Regions from separate parts of the Homo sapiens genome. Here region 2 is linked to region 1. A link is a loop called in an ENCODE intact Hi-C map of the cell type or tissue named here. Cell type or tissue: heart right ventricle. All regions are shown on one strand. Links, peaks and the distances in the headings refer to the core of each region. The heading gives the core; the rest is flanking DNA. Region 1 overlaps CAPN9 (calpain 9). Region 2 holds the start of LOC107985358 (a long non-coding RNA gene).

Evidence for each region. A loop is a pair of places that touch in the nucleus more often than their neighbours do. Peaks named below come from ENCODE experiments on the same cell type or tissue, not always from the same donor. Only the 100,000 strongest peaks of a DNase experiment are listed, where the experiment ranks them.
Region 2: a loop joins it to region 1, with 2.8 times the contacts of the local background. A loop is called at or near these places in 11 of 110 quality-filtered maps.

Annotation. Positions count from the first base shown.
Region 1 is chr1:230,770,004-230,780,971 of GRCh38, forward strand. It overlaps CAPN9 (calpain 9), which reads left to right. Exons shown (of 20, transcript NM_006615.3): 7 at 2,011-2,096; 8 at 4,551-4,628; 9 at 8,970-9,130; 10 at 10,176-10,333; 11 at 10,497-10,705. CAPN9-AS1 (CAPN9 antisense RNA 1) reads right to left here. Exons shown (of 2, transcript XR_001738518.2): 2 at 6,078-6,745. Among named protein-coding and RNA genes, the nearest start is that of CAPN9-AS1, 20 kb to the right of the region's middle. RefSeq lists a silencer at 8,265-8,410. In heart right ventricle, for the core only: CTCF peaks have their summits at 3,321 (motif pointing left) and 3,524; a DNase peak (open chromatin) is centred at 3,238; H3K27ac peaks cover 465 bases.
Region 2 is chr1:230,672,480-230,677,479 of GRCh38, forward strand. It overlaps COG2 (component of oligomeric golgi complex 2), which reads left to right. Exons shown (of 18, transcript NM_007357.3): 9 at 2,519-2,645. It overlaps LOC107985358 (a long non-coding RNA gene), which reads right to left and starts at 3,894. Exons shown (of 2, transcript XR_001738517.1): 1 at 3,807-3,894; 2 at 2,466-2,731. In heart right ventricle, for the core only: no CTCF peak of the experiment used is centred there; no DNase peak of the experiment used is centred there.

The sequences.
Region 1 (10,968 bases), core at 1,223-6,222:
GTAGGCTATTCGGAGTTCAGCTTTAGGGAATACAAGATTTTTTGACAATGCAGGAGGGTTGGCACCCCAACCCCTGACATTGTTCCAGGATCACCTGTAATACGATTTATTGTAAGGCATTGGCTCATGCAATTGTGAAGAGTAAGAAGTCCCACGATCTGCTCTCTGCAAACTGGAGGCCCAAGAAAGCCAGTGGTGTAGTTCTGGTCTGAGTCTGAAAGGAAGGCCTAGCCACCAGGAACACCAATGGTAAAAGTCCCAGTCTGAGGGCAGGAGAGACGGATGTCCCAGCTCAGGCACCCAGGAAGAGAGAGTGAATTCCCCCTTCCTCTGCCTTTTTGTTCTGGTCAGGTCTTCACAGATGAGATGAGGCCCACCTACACTGGGGAGGGCAATCTGTTTTACTCAATCAACTTAAATTTCATGTCACCCAGAAGCACCCTTGCAGACACAACCAGAATAACCTTAAAGCAAATATCTGGGCACCCCATGGCCCAGTCAAGTTGACACATAAAATTAATCACCACGAGTCCCATTCTTGTAGCTGTAGCCCAGGGTGGAACTGATCCTGGGGGACACCCAGACTCCACACAGCACCACCCTGACTTCAAGGGAGCTGTTGGTTAGGAGGAGAGATCCTTGAGGGGCACAAGGGGAAGAGAAAGAAAGAATTGAATGAAAGAGGAGGACAAGAAGCCAAAGGTATCACTCTGCCAGACTCAAGCTCAGCAAAGCCCAGCAGCCTGCCTTGCCCACTCCATGCCTCCCTGGACCAGTCTCAAGCCCAGTACTTAGAAGGTGCAGATGCACCTGGTCTTCTGTAGCCACCCACCTTTTGAGTGACATCCTCTGAATGCGTGGGGAGTAAAGAACACTGAAGGGAGACCCTGCCCTTCCTCCTCACTGGAGCCAAGGTGTGAGACGCCGTTGGACTCTTTGGGATTCTTTAGAATGTTAGCTATTTGTGTTGGCTCCTTTGTCCTCCTTCACCATCCATAGATGACTTGCAGATTGCTCACTCAAGCAGGCATGTGATGTTTCTAGGTTAGATCTTCTACGTATTCCACGTAACAACAGAAACCTCTCATCATCTTGGTTTGCTTGATTTTGCTTCCTCTCCCCCCTACAAGGAACTCACCTGCCCTGAACCTTTCAAATTAAATGAGCCCCTTTAATGGTGAGCCACAAGCCACATCTTGGACTCCGAAGAGTTGATGTTACTTGAATTTTTACACATCCAAAATATAATTTATGCCAAATGCATGAGGATAAAACATTCTGACTGCTACAGTTTCTGGTTAGTTGATAACTAGAAGTCTTTTACTTTCACCCTCTCTCCTCTAAAACCCTTCTCAAATGCATTGGCCCTTGTCCCTGCTCCCAGGCAGAGCCTGAGGGCACACAGGCTCAAGGGTGATTGAGGTGAACAGCAGGAATCCTCACAGACACCTGAAATAAGGAGAATATTGGGTCTAGAAGACGTAAAAGCTGTTTTTGTTTATTGTTGTGTTTAAATCCCCAACATGTGCTTATTTTCTTATCATTCATCTGTGCATGGGATGCTAGGATGAAGAAAGTTCAGTAATAGTTCCATGAGCACCTTTGAGGACTACTCTTTACCATTCACTCTGCTAGATGCTGAAGATGCCTAAGACTTGGCTCCTGCCTCTAGGGAGATCCAAGTCTAGAGAGAAACCCATTTTTAGATTCATATGGACTAATTTCTTGTTAATTGCAATTCTACTTTACTTCCCAGATGTGGCATAAGCATTTTGGTGCTTAATATAATATCATTGGCAATAGTAGCAATTATTCAATAGGAATTAGAAGGTTCCAAGGGCTGGTTAAGAACTGGCGAACTTCTACATACCTTCAGCAGCATTTTAGGCAAGAGACTTTCAACAGAACCAGTTCTGGATGGAGCTGGTCCACCTGGAGCTCATAGATGAATGTGGCCAAACCTCCACCATATTTATCATTTCACACTTCCCTCATGCTTTTCCCTTCTAGGTAAGCTTCCGAGGCCAGAGAATCGAGCTCATCCGAATCCGGAACCCTTGGGGCCAGGTTGAGTGGAACGGGTCGTGGAGCGACAGGTCAGTCACCCTATCCTGCCTCTCTGGCTGGTTCCCGGGGCGTGTGGGGCCAGAGCTGGCTTGTGCAGACATGTGAAGGAGTGGCCTGTCTACTATCCTCCCGGGCTCTGACTCAGGATCCTGTCCCGATTCTGAGGTGCCCCTTCTTCCTCCCCTTTCAGCCCTCAGGCCCACCTTGCATCAAGGTTGATTCTCAAGAAAGACTTTTACAACAGCACTCTAACTTTCACGAATTGTATTTATGTCAATACATAAATGTGTTACCTCCCATGGTGATGTTTATAACCCAGTGATATGGTGAAAAGCTTTATCTGTAGTTGTGAGTAACTCCAGTAAGCAGTGTGCATATGCATAAGTGCGTGTGTGTTTGTGTGTGTGTGTGTATTTGGAGTGTCGGAATCCCTGAAATATTACCTAGCATGTAACTATAGGATTCTCTCTGATGGTCACTGACCATGGCAGAGGCCCAATAGCCCAGCAGAGAAATAGAAGTGAGGCTGAGCATGGTGGCTCATGCCTATAATTCCAACACGTCAGCAAGCCGAGGTGGGAGGATCACTTGAGTATGAGAGATTGAGGCTGCAGGGAGCTATGATTGCACCACTGCATTCCAGCCTGGGCAACAGAGCATGTTGACCCCATCTCTTTTTTTTTTTTTTTTTTAAAGGAAAAAAAATAGAGGACATGGAATTGGAATTTTATCTATTACAGAGCTGTTAACCAGAGTTTTGGCCCCCAGTTATCAAGAAAGGTCTGCCTTTTCTGTGTGTGTCCCCACAGCTCCTCCAGCTCTGGTCCCTTGGGAAGTGGACCAGGTGACTAAGAACCAGGGATGTTTGTGTGGGTGCGTGGCAGGGCCTGCCTGAAGCTGTTGCTCGTCCGCTGCTTGTTGGGCTCCTGAAGCCCTTTCCTGCCACATCCATGGCCCCTGAGCTTCTGGGGAAATCTGAAGCTAGTCTAGAACTTGGTTAAAACTGAGCCAGTGTTTGTCTTCAGTCCAGACACAGCTACCAGGTCGCCAGACATGGTGCAGCCGCTGCTGTATTAGCCAGACCCCAGCGTGAGGGCAGGGCACACAGGCCTGTGCTTTCCAGGCTGTCATTGTCCCCATGGAGGCTCTCGTCCCACCATCCTCTGCTCTGGCCTTGGCTGCCGCCTTCTGAGAACCAAGAAGCATTGGCAGAGATGAGCTGAGATGGGTTGAGGAGGAAAGAGATTGGCCTCCCTCTCCTGGCAGAAATGGAAAGCACAGAGAACTACTGAAACCAAAATTAGTGAGACTGCGTCACGTTGTAAGATGTGCAGTGCCCCTCAACTTTGAGATCGTAGCCTATAAAGGGAAAATGGGCCATTGTCTCCCATTTTCTGGGACTCACAGAGGTAGAAATCAAGAAAGTGACTGAGAGCCAAGGCTGGAATAAAATTTGTCTTCCACTCATGCAGCCTCCATGGGTGATGGGAGGGGCAGGCGCCATCCCGACTCCCTGACTTCGCTGTGCTGCTGGTGACATGTGAGTAGGGTTGAAGGCACCGCATGGCCAGCCTGTCAGGCCAATTATCTGGGTGTGAGCCACTTAGGATAATGGCTCCAAAAGAAAATAATGGCTGCCAGTTCCACTCTTCTGACCCTGGCCCGAGCACCTGGAGACAGGTCCCGGCTGATCCTCCCCTTGGATCACCTGAGCACTCCCCTGAGGTTGAGTTGAGATCACAGGATGAGAGGGAGCTGCCACGTTGGCTGTAGCACCGCAACAGTGGTGACCTACTTTGAACTATTTGGAGGCGGCTGTGGGAGTCACAGAAAATGCAATGAACTTGGAGTCACAAATCCTGAGTTTGGAGAGTGACAGGCAGCCATTCCTACCCCTACTCTTCCCTGAGAGTGTTTCCATGGGCCTACCTGAGCCCTCTTATCTGCAGGACGGGCACACCTAGCTCACAGAACCCCACCTGGCTTGCCAGCGAGGTCACATACAAAAGGTGCCGGGTACAGACAACATCAAGCATGGGCAGGTGTAAGGCATTATCACCTTTCCAAGTGTCAGCTTGTCCATTAAGGAAGGGCCAAGTACTGCTCCAGGTCACATGGCAAGTTGGAGGCCAAGCACGAAAGTCAGCAGACTTGTGGCTTCCAGCCGGGCTCTTCTGCTACCCCACGGGCATGCAATGCCTTGTGACTATCCCAAGATAATCTTCCATGTCGGTGGTTCAGATCATCCTCAGGGGTATTTTATCCATCAGCAACACTTGGAGATGTACTTTCTGACCAGCCCTCTTATTTGGGGGCCAGTGGCTCACCTGCCGCTACATCCCTGGGTGCATTTTTGGGACCCAGTGAGTAGTTACTAAGCAGGTCTTATTTCCTCCATAACCGCACACTGTGGGTTCCACATCAAGGCCATTGTTGCTCTTCATCATGACCTCTGCCTGAACACCAATTTTGTTTACTCCTAGTTCTCCGGAGTGGCGTTCTGTTGGTCCAGCTGAGCAGAAGCGTCTGTGTCACACTGCTCTGGATGATGGGGAATTCTGGTACCGTGCTTGTTCCTGTGTTAACTGCAGATACGAGCAAGTCCCATGGCCCTGGGGCGTAAGGAGCACTGTGCTTCTCTCTCGCTTTCCTTTTTCTTTCTTTCTTTCTTTTTTTTTTTTTTTTTTTGAGACGGAGTTTTGTTCTTATTGCCCAGGCTGGAGTGCAGTGGTGCGATCTCGTCTCACTGCAACCTCTGCCTCCCAGGTTCAAGTGATACTCCTGCCTCAGCCTCCCAAGCAGCTGAGAGTACAGGCATGCGCCACCACGCCCGACTCATTTTGTATCTTTAGTAGAGATGGGGTTTCACCGTGTTGGCCAGGCTAGTCTCGAACCCCTGACCTCAGAGAAACCACCCACCTTGGCCTCCCAAAGTGCTGGAATTACAGGTATGAGCCACCACGCCCAGCCTTCTCTCTCCATTTTTGGCAAATCAAATTCATCTGTCTCAGACTCCTCATATACACCCAGATTAGAGGGAAATTTAATCTCCCTCCTGTCTTGGTGGGGGCTCACCCCAGCTCTCGGTTTGTTGAAGAGTCTTCAGGGGGTTCCTGCAATCCAATAGAGGAAGAGCCTCTGGTCTCTAGCCTGACACACCTCCTTGGCACTCTTTGTCATCCAGGTTTACACAGTGAATTTGAAGACAGGCAGCCCTACTGCTCACAGGATCCATTCCCTCCACACCCATCTTGATGAGAGGTACCTTTGAAGGCAGCTGCCCTGAGAGCATCTAAAGATATCGACCTACGTAGGAAGTAAACATTTCTACTCTGGACTTTCCCTTGGCCTGAATCTCTTTGTTTAATTGAACATTTGTATTGGGCCTTCATCTCTAGAATCTTTTTCAGTCTTATTTCTTCCTGTTTGGGTTCTAGAAGTTGGCCCTTCTAACCCTGTGAGACCACAAATTTCTGGTTTCTGGCTCTATTCCCTTTCATGTGCTCCAACCAATCAAGTCTTGCCTGAGCTCATCTCTTTCTTGTAACAGCTTTTAAAATACAACAGCAGGGCACGGTGGCTCACGCCTGTAATCCCAGCACTTTGGGAGGCCAAGGCGGGTGGATCACGAGGTCAGGAGATTGAAACCATCCTGGCTAACACAGTGAAACCCCACCCCTGCTAAAAATACAAAAAATTAGCCAGGGGTGGTGGTGAGTGCCTATAGTCCCAGCTACTTGGGAGGCTGAGGCAGGAGAATGGCGTGAACCCAGGAGGTGGAGCTTGCAGTGAGCCGAGATTGCATCACTGCACTCTAGCCTGGACAACAGAGTGATACTCCATCTCAAAAAAAAAAAAAAAAAATACTACAACCCAAAACCATGACTATTCCAGCCTTTTTCATTCTTTTCCCATAGAACACAGCCTCAGTAGTGATTTGTTCTGCCTTCTGTATTTTTATAGTTGTCTTAGTCTATTTGGGTGGCTATAAAAAAATACCATAGACTGAGTGGCTTACAAAGAACAGGAATTTATTTCTCACAGTTCTAGATACCAGGAAGTCCAAGAAGATGACACAGGCAGTACCTATATCTGTGGAGGGCCCTGTTTCTGATTTATAGATGGATCCTTCTCACTCTGTCCTCACATGGTAGAAAGAGGGCAAGGCAGCTCTCTGGGGCCTCTTTTATAATGGCACTAACCCCATCCATGAGGGCTCCACCCTCACAACCTAGTCACCTCCCAAAGGCCCCACCTCCTGACACTACTACTTCGAGGGTTAGGATTCAACATATGAATTTAGGGGAGACCACAAACATTCAGTCCATAACAACATGCAACAGATTTACCCAATGTTTTGCCACTGCATAACATAGATAACCATTTTCCAGCTCGAACAGTTCCATGATCCCTCTTGCTCAACTGCTAACATATTTTAGAATTTCGTTGTGGCAGTTCTGTAATTCAAGGCACCAATGACTCAAGGTAACACTAGCTGCAGTAGTGAATAGACCCCAAATATATAAAGGCTCAAACACAGTAAAGTTTTTTCCTCACTCATTATGACAGTCCAGGGAGGATGTTCATATTCTGTGGGTGGCTCTGTTCATACAGTGATTCAGGAACCCAAACGCCTTCTATTGTGTGGCTCTGCCATCTTCTAAGGTCACGTCATCATCTGCACATAGCCAGCAGAAGAGAAGAATAAAATAAAACATTGAAAAAGACACTCTCACTTTCTAAAAATCTTGACTCAGAAGTAAATGCGTCACGGCTCACATTCTACTCCCAAATGGAAGGAGTGGGGTGCAGTCTTGGTCCTGTGCTGATGACTGCCAGCCATCTCTGCCTCGGGAACCATGAGGGTTTAGGTTCCCCAGATTTGTGGAACACATGCAGGGTGCTTGAGAGATTCCCAAGCTGTCAAATTAGAAATTACAGATAAACTTTGAATTTTGAAGTACAGGGGACTTTGAGTTAGGGGGTTACAAGAGAGGAGCAAAAACTGCAGGAAGAAAGCTGAGTTCTGGAATTAGTACCATCACAGTAATTGCTGCATATGAGCAGGAGGTAGAAACCAGAGTTTGAGAGGCTACCTGAGGTCAGGCTAGTGGAAAGAAGGTCTGGTGCAGACGGTGGGAGAAGCCGGGCAGAGGAAACTCGGAAATTCACAGCAGGAAGCTCCACAAAGAAGAGCGTCCATGTGAGTGATCCATTGCCCTGCCCCTCTTGAAGGAGCAGCCCCAACACCAGGGCTGAGCCTGCCCAAGGTGATGGGTGGTGTTAAATCATGCACTCTGTGCGTGGAGCCCTTCCTCCTGGAATCCTGACTCTGAAGCCCTGTGTAGCCTCTTTCCATTCTTCACCAGCTCTAGGATGTACCTCCTGCAACTCTCTTCTCTCCCCTTACGTATGAATTCCCCCCTTCTTCTGAATCATTCCCCTTAGCACTCCAACACTATCATTTCTCCTACCTGCAAAGAAAAAAAAAGCCTCTCTTGACCCACTCAAGTGACCAACCCAGCTCTCTCCTGTCCTCTACAGCAAGCCCGCCAGTTCCTCTTCTCCCTTACTCTCTCGACTCCACTCAGCTATGAGTGTGCCCCACCACCCCACTAACCCTGATCTTGCCAGGGACGCCACCGACTCTCACTTTGCTCGATCAGATTATCTTGATCCATCAGGAGCCCTTGACGTGCTGGATTGCGGGGGACCACACGCCCTGGTGGTCCTCCTCCTACCTGAGCTCCTTCTCAACATCCTGTCCTGGCCCCCTCTCATCTCCCTAACCTGTTAGCACTGAGGTGTCCCAGGACCCCATCCATGGTCCCCCTCCTGGCTGTCTATTCCCACTCTTTAGGCGTCTCGTCTGGTCTCTTGACTTTAAAAACTATCTTTACACTAATTCTCAGGTTTCTATCTTCAGCTCCTTTCCCCAGGATTCCAGAGTCACATATTCAATGGTCTACTTTAACATCTCTCCTTGAATGTATAATAGACATCTCACATTCACGTGCCCAAACCTGACCTCCTGAGCTTCTCTCTCAAACTGCCCCACCACAGCCTTCCCCATCTCCATCCTTCCAGTCACTCAAATCAAACATCCTGATTCCTTTCATTCGCTCCTTCCCCACATCCAGTCCATTAGCAAATCCTATAAAATTTACCTTTGGAATGTGTCTCAAATCTGGCCACTGTTCATCACCTCCCATACCATCAGCCTGGACCAAGCCACCCTTGTCTCTCACTTGGACACCGGCACTAACTTCCTAGCTGCCTCTCTGCTTCCACTTGTGTCCCCAAAATCTGTTCTCAACACAGCAGCCATGGAGCATGTGACTCCTCTGTTTACTGCCTTCTAAAAGCTCTCCATCTTCTCAGAGTCAAAGCCAAAATCCCTATACCTATTTGATGTACTATGATCTCTTGATCTTATTCCTTACAGACACCTCGTGCCTTCCTGGTGTTCTGTGAGCACCTCAAGCACCTCTCTGCCTCGGGGCCTTGCTGTCCATCTGCCTAGACCCCCAGAGAGCTGCCCTGCCCAGGACCTGGTAGTTCAGGTCTCCACTCAGAATGTGCCCCATCAGTAAGGGCTTCTCTTACCTCCCTGTTTAAAATAGCATCCCACCCCTACGCTCCCATCCTTCAGCCCAATTTGGTTTTTCTCTGTAGCACTTAACATCTACAATCAATCTATATTTTTAGCCTGGTTTTTACCTTTTTAACCTTTATTTTACTTTTAAAAAATTTTCCATCTCCCCACACTTTGCAGTCCCCCCACTCCTTGCGGACAGGAACAAGATGATTTAATGAATAAGTGAATGATTTAATGAATGAGTGAATGGATGATGCCCTCACTCTTGCCCTCCTGTGCATCGTGTCTCTCCGCTTTGCTGCAGGATGGCATTTAAGGACTTCAAGGCCCACTTTGATAAAGTGGAGATCTGCAACCTCACTCCCGATGCCCTGGAGGAAGACGCGATCCACAAATGGGAGGTGACGGTCCATCAGGGAAGCTGGGTTCGCGGCTCCACGGCTGGGGGCTGCCGCAATTTCCTGGGTAGGTAGGCTGCCTGTCACTCTCTCTGCCACTCCCAAGTGTCCCTTCCAACTCAGGACACCAAAGGATAAGGGCCGGGTCCTCAGAGAAAGCCTGAAACATAGTAAGGTTTCAAAAGTGACTGGGGAAAAAAGGCTGCAAAGATTTAGTTGGATAAGAATTGTTTGGGGAAACCTCCTTTGTTTTACCACTTAGGTTATTTTCCATTACAAGTAATGGAAAGCATGACTCATGCCAGTTTAGCAATAGAAAGGATTTGTTATCTCACATAATTGAAGAGCTCAGAGGAAAAGTAGGGTGGGCTTCAGGCACAGTTCTATCAGGGCCCTGGTTCCATTTGCTTGTAATTCACTGTTCTGCCCTCTTTTATGTGTTGACTTCTTTCTCTGTCTGGCTTTCTTTATAATCACAGGAGGGCTGGCAGCAGTATCCAGGGCTTCCTGAGCCCTCATTCACACGAACAGCAAGAGCTCCTGGGGGTATCAAAAAAAAGCCCTCAACTTCCCTCTAATTGGAAATTCCTTGAACTAATATTGTCCAGTGAATGCTATGCATTGATTGGCTTTGTCCAATCCTCGGTGGCAAAAAGGACTGGCACAGACCAATCAGAATTCATGCTGGAGCAGTGCTCGAGGTCAATCCTACTCAAACGGCCCACCATCAAGTAGATGCCAGGGGGACAACCAGAAGTCCACTGCACTCTCCTTTGAAATACTAAGTGGAAAAAAAACTGATAGAACAAGCTTTAGCAGACTAGACCCAGAAGAATGTCCTTAAGAAACTGCATAGGAAATGGTTGAAGAGAAGGTGGAAATGAAAGAGAGGATATTTTGCATTCCCGTTGGGGATTATCAAAAGTAGGGTAGGAGGACTTATTGAACAGGGAGAGAAGGTATTACTTTCTCATGTTTGGTAGGACATATAATGAGGGCAGATAGGTGTATGTGCGTGTGTGTGTGTGTGTGTGTGTGTGTGTGTGTGTGTGTGTGGTCTTTGTGGGTTGTTTTTTAAAAGGGGAAAATAATCTACCTCTCCCAAATGACAGATACCTTTTGGACCAATCCACAAATAAAATTGTCTCTGACTGAGAAAGATGAGGGGCAGGAGGAGTGTAGTTTCCTTGTAGCCCTGATGCAGAAAGATAGAAGGAAACTCAAGAGATTTGGTGCCAATGTGCTGACAATCGGCTATGCCATTTATGAGGTAGGTGGGAACCACACTGCATTTCAGAGTTCTCCATCTGAGTTCTAAATTCGCGGCTCCTCCTCGGTCTCACACCCGAGACTCAACCAAGAGTCCATGAATTGTGTCCGAAAAGCCAAGAGGAACTTCCCTAGGAAACCCCTCCCTTTCTTGCCCATTGCAGTGCCCTGACAAAGACGAACACCTGAACAAAGACTTCTTCAGATACCACGCTTCTCGGGCCAGAAGCAAGACGTTCATCAACCTGAGAGAAGTCTCCGACCGGTTCAAGCTGCCCCCTGGGGAGTACATCCTGATTCCCAGCACTTTTGAGCCCCACCAGGAAGCTGATTTCTGTCTGAGAATCTTTTCAGAGAAAAAAGCCATTACCCGGTGAGTCAGAGGAACAGCTTCCAGAATCCCACTTCTTTTAGTGGTTTATTCACACAGAAGTCACCTGGGAACTGCTGGAGCCAAGACTCCATTCTTCCCTTTCCCATGTGTACCTGAGAAACAAGGCAGGATGGTTTCTTTCTTTTCTTTTATTTATTATTAATTTTTTTTTTTGAAATGAAGTTTCACTCTTGTTGCCCAGGCTGGAGTGCAATGGTGCCATCTCAGCTCACTGCAACCTCCACCTCCCAGGTTCAAGCAAT
Region 2 (5,000 bases), core at 1-5,000, 99 kb before region 1:
TTTCCTGTCAAACTGCCTCTCCACATGAAGCTCCAGCTCAGATACCACCTCCTTCAAGAGACCATCCTTGACCGGGCGTAGTGGCTCACACCTGTGATCCCAGCACTTTGGGAGGCCAAGGCAGGTGAATCGCTTGAGGCCAGGAGTTCAAGACCAGCCTGGGCAACATGACAAAACCCCATCTTAAAAAAAAAAAAAGGCCATTTTTTCTCCTAATGTTCAGCATTCATCATGTCCTCTGGATTGCAGGATGTGTTGCTCTTGGGTCTGCTGAGTACTGATTTCCATGTTGCATTATGATCACCTCTCCGCTGCTCACACCTTCCCCTGCCTCTTGACACAGTGTCTTAGAGCTAGCAGCTGCCCAGTTAGTGCTTGCAAAATGAAAGAATTAACTATGTTTAATGATCGAAAGGCAAATAAGGTCTCTGTTTTCATGGAGCAAGCAATGTATTTGGCCTTGAGTTTTTGTTCTTTGCAGAAATATGGGGTAATTAATATGCTGCTTGGCCTTTGCAGTACCCTCTCTGTTTCCTCTGTACCACCTAAGATGAAGTCTAGTTTTGCTACTTTTGTTTAGTAATCATAAGGATTTAGTTGGATTTGGGGATAAGAACATAGTAGAAATCATGATGTAAAATGAAGCCATAGATATGAAACAATCAGCCATTAGATTTGACAGGGCCAGTCTGGGTCCAGAGATGTCAAGCTTCAAAGCTTTAGTGGATCTTTTCCACAGTTTTTAGTGTGGGGGAATTCATGTAGAAGGCTTAGAGATTTGAGGAATCTGAACTGTACCTTGCGAGATCATCATCTGCCGCTAGCCTGTCACTGTGTTGCAGGTTCTGCATATCCCTTTCCTTCCCTTGCTCGGCTCCTGGCTTCAGATTTCCAGCTTGGTGCTCCCCTTGTCACTCCTTTCTTTTATCATGTGCCACCCTTCATGAGCTTTATAACTGGCAACACCAACAACATTCGTGATTTCTCCTCCAGAGAATACAGATGAGCTTTTCTAATCCATCAACTGTTAATCTTGCAGGTTTTACATTCTCTCTTTGGGGATTTGATTAGACATTAACTTTGGGAATGAGGAAATGTTGTCATTTAATAGTGATTACATTATGTATATCTGTAGTTTGGAGTCCTCAATTTTGTGCTTTCTTTCTCTAGATACCTTAACAGAGCCTGCTCTTCCTATTATTTGGAAGTGTATAATATGATGTGTGGAATTGGATATATGGGAGGCAGTCATCTTCTTTCCCCTTCCTGGCCCTCCTCCACCCCCACCAGTAATTTCCTAACAATACTTAGGTGAAACTATAATAACATTATTTGCTAGCTCTTCCTGGACAGTGAAGCAAAGCTTCCTTGATAACTTATCTGTCTTGATAATTTTTGTTAAGCAGGAAAATTATGAAAACTTTAAAAAAATTTATTTTAATACTTACCAGAATGTTAAGTCCCGTTTTGACATGGCAACTTAGCTACAAAACTCCCAGTTTTGCTAAAATAGAACATTTATTAAATTGTTTGCCATTTTAAAAAATTACCTTGAAATAGAGCAGAATACCCAATATGAAACAAAGTGGGCAGATTAGTGAAATGGTGTTTGCCTAGAATGGATGTTTATGGATCTTTGAGTTTGTGAGCGACTTAAGGAATCTCCGTTATTTAACCGTTACTAACATAGGGCTTTTACTATATGTTAGGCACTATCCTAAGTACTTTACAAATATTAATTCTTATAATGACTTTGTGAAGTTGGTACTATGATCATCACCATTTTAAAGATGAAGAAACCAAGCACAGAGAAGTTAAATGATTTGCCCGCCCTCCAATATCTGAATCAGGCACACCAGCTCCAAAGCGCATGCTTTCTGTCAGTGCTGCCTGTCATCTACATTTGGGAATTTGGAATTTAAAAGTCTGGTGCTAAAAAAAGACAAAACAAGACAGGCACACACACAAAATAAAACATTAATCTGTTAACAGGTTTTTGTGTCAAGATTTGTGATAAGATTTCACATTTGATAGTCATAGAATTTTAGAACTGAAAGTAATCTTAGAGATAGCTTAGTAAATACAAAGCTGTTAGTAATTTATAAATTAGCATAACTTACAATGCTGTGTGGTTTAGTGGTGTTCAGTAATGTGAAGGTTATTTTTCCTGTGGTATTAGACTACTGTACTTTTTGTTTCCAAGATAGGAGTATAAAGGGGTTGGGAAGTATTTTAGAGGGAAAAGTGTACCAAGGTGATTTTATGTGGCTTCCCTTAGCCTTGACACCAGCTGGAGGAGTCAGGATCTAGGAGATTTGCCAGGTTTGAGGTGAGACTGAAATTAAGGAGTGAAATAGAAACTTGAGTCTGGAAACAAACTAAATTACAAATACGGTTTTTTTAAAAAGTTGAAATAAGTTTTAGACTGCGGATCTTTTGGCAGAAGCAACACAGTGGAAATTTGCTCTTTGTAAGTAGATTATGGTATATTTTACTGATATGTGCCCTTATTTTACAGTGAAAAAGGCAATACTGTTCCTGGATATGACTTTTTGGTGAATTCTGTTTGGCCACAAATAGTACAAGGATTAGAAGAAAAGTTACCCTCGCTTTTTAATCCTGGGAATCCCGATGCATTTCATGAGGTATCTCCCCGCCCGTCGTCTTGATTCTTGAAGATGTTAACCGGAGACTGGAGAAATATCATGTTCTCTTCTACTTAGTCTTGGTTCTGTGGTTTATTAAAAATAAAAATTTGAGTTGCTAAGTGAACATTTAACCTTAAAACACACACATCGTTTTATCCAAGATATGATGTATGATACTTTTAGGAATAAGAACATTTTCATTTTATAATATAAAGTATAATTAAGGCTAGATACAAGTGTGAGTAGAAATGTACATTATTTTCTAACTTTCTTAAAAACATCCTGAGGACCATTAAAAGCCAGTGTTTTTGCAGTTTTCTGTGAAAAATTAAGTTTGTACATCTCTGCCATATAATTTTGAATGAAAACAGAAAGTATTCACTGAATGTTTTCCAGCAGCAAGTACAAAGGAATTGGTTGGATTTTAAAATATACTACATAAATGTCCTTTATGATTTAAAAAGTTAGAAAGCCCCAATATTTATTTGTTTTTTTAATTTATATTTTATTTTATTATTACTATTACTATTTTTGAAACAGGGTCTTACTGTGTTGCCCAGGGTGGAGTGCAGTGGCACAATTATAGCTCACTGCAGTCTTCGACTCCTGGACTCAAGCGATCCTATGCCTCAGGCTGCTTCCTGAGTAGCTGGGATTTCAGGCGCACACCACCATGCCTGGTCAATTTTTCTTTTCTTTTTCTTTTTCTGTGGAGATGGGTCTCACTATGTTGCCTAGGCTAGTGTTGAACTCCTAGCCTCATGCACTCCTTCCCCCTCAACCTTCCAAAGTGCTAGGATTTCAGCCCCCATGTCCAGCCCTATTCCACCCCTGCTTCCCCCGCCCTCTTAAAAAAGAAATCATTATTTAAAAGATTTCATGGTTAGGATTTCAAAAATCAATGTGTAAGTTTGCTTTCCATTCTATCATTTTAAAGGCTCAGCCTCTTGGCACTTTTCTTCCTTCTTCTTCCCTGGATTTCAGTTTTTGGTTTCTTATGCAGTGAGATAATCTTTGTCTTTTAATTAGGTACTTTATTAAATTTACAGTGATTCTAACTGTCAATGCATTTGACTCTTATTTTATACTTTCTCTTTGTTCCAGTTTTCTTCCCTTATTTCCTTCCTCCCATCTTTTCTTCCTCCCTTCTTTTTTCACCTTCTTCGTATTTTAGACTTCTGGGGATCTGTTTTCCATCTTTATTCCATTTTGTCCCCTCTACTAATTTGGAAGTTGTGCCCTTTATTTCTGTACATATTGAGTAACCTTACTGGTTACTTAATGGAATCTAAAGTTGATTTATGTTCTCGAGCCTTCTCCTGGACAATACGCGGAACTTAGAACACATTAACACCAACCATCCCTTCTCATAGTATATATTTTTGTTTCCTCGCTCGTACTTCTATTACGTTTTTTTTAAAATCTTAAAAACTGGTCATTTTTATTGTTTTAAATCATCATCGTCCTCTGGGAATTACCCTACATGTTTGTCATTGCTTACTGTTCATTTTTGAATGTCAGCTCATCCTTCTTGAATCATTCTTCTGAAATTCATGTTAGAAGACTTTTTAGTCTTCTAACTGTTGATGATAATTTATTTTTTTAATAATTTCTCAGTTTGTGTTTGTCTGAAAATAACTGTATTGCTTCTGTTTGTAAGGTCAGTTTGCTGGATGTATTAACAGAATTCTCAGCACTTTGAGTGTTGTCTTTTGAGTTGCATTATTAAGTTAGCCGTTAATTTAATTGTTATTTCTTTGTAGTTAATGCCTTTTTTCTCTGGCTGCTTTTAAGATCTTCTGTGTGACTTTGGTGTGCTAAGTAAGTTCTGCTATGATATGTCCAGTAGAACTTCTTTTTTTATTATTATCCTTAGGATTTGATAGGTTTTCTGAATCTGAGAATTGGTATCTTTCATCCATTCTGGAACATTTTTATATATTATTTCTTCAATTGTGCTTTTCTTTCATTCCTCTATCATCTCCATCTAGATCTCTTGTTTAGACAGGCTCACCCTATCCTCTGTATTTGCTGCATTCTCGATAATTTCACAGTCTGTCTTCTAGGTCACTAATTCCTTCTTTAGTTGTGTCTAAACTCTTTTCCACCTGCACATTGAGTTTCTGGTTAATTATCATATTTTTTTATTTCTAGAAGTCATATTTGTTGTTTGTCTAGCCTCCCTGGCGAATTTGTTTATTAATTTTTTAAGTGTAGAGAGGCACAAGATAAGCATAAACAGACAGCCTGGGGCCCAGCAGGTTTCCCACAGATAAGACAACACATTGGGAGGTTTACCATTCCAGAAATGCAACTTACCTTATCTGTTGGCTGATTGTCCCATGTTACAGT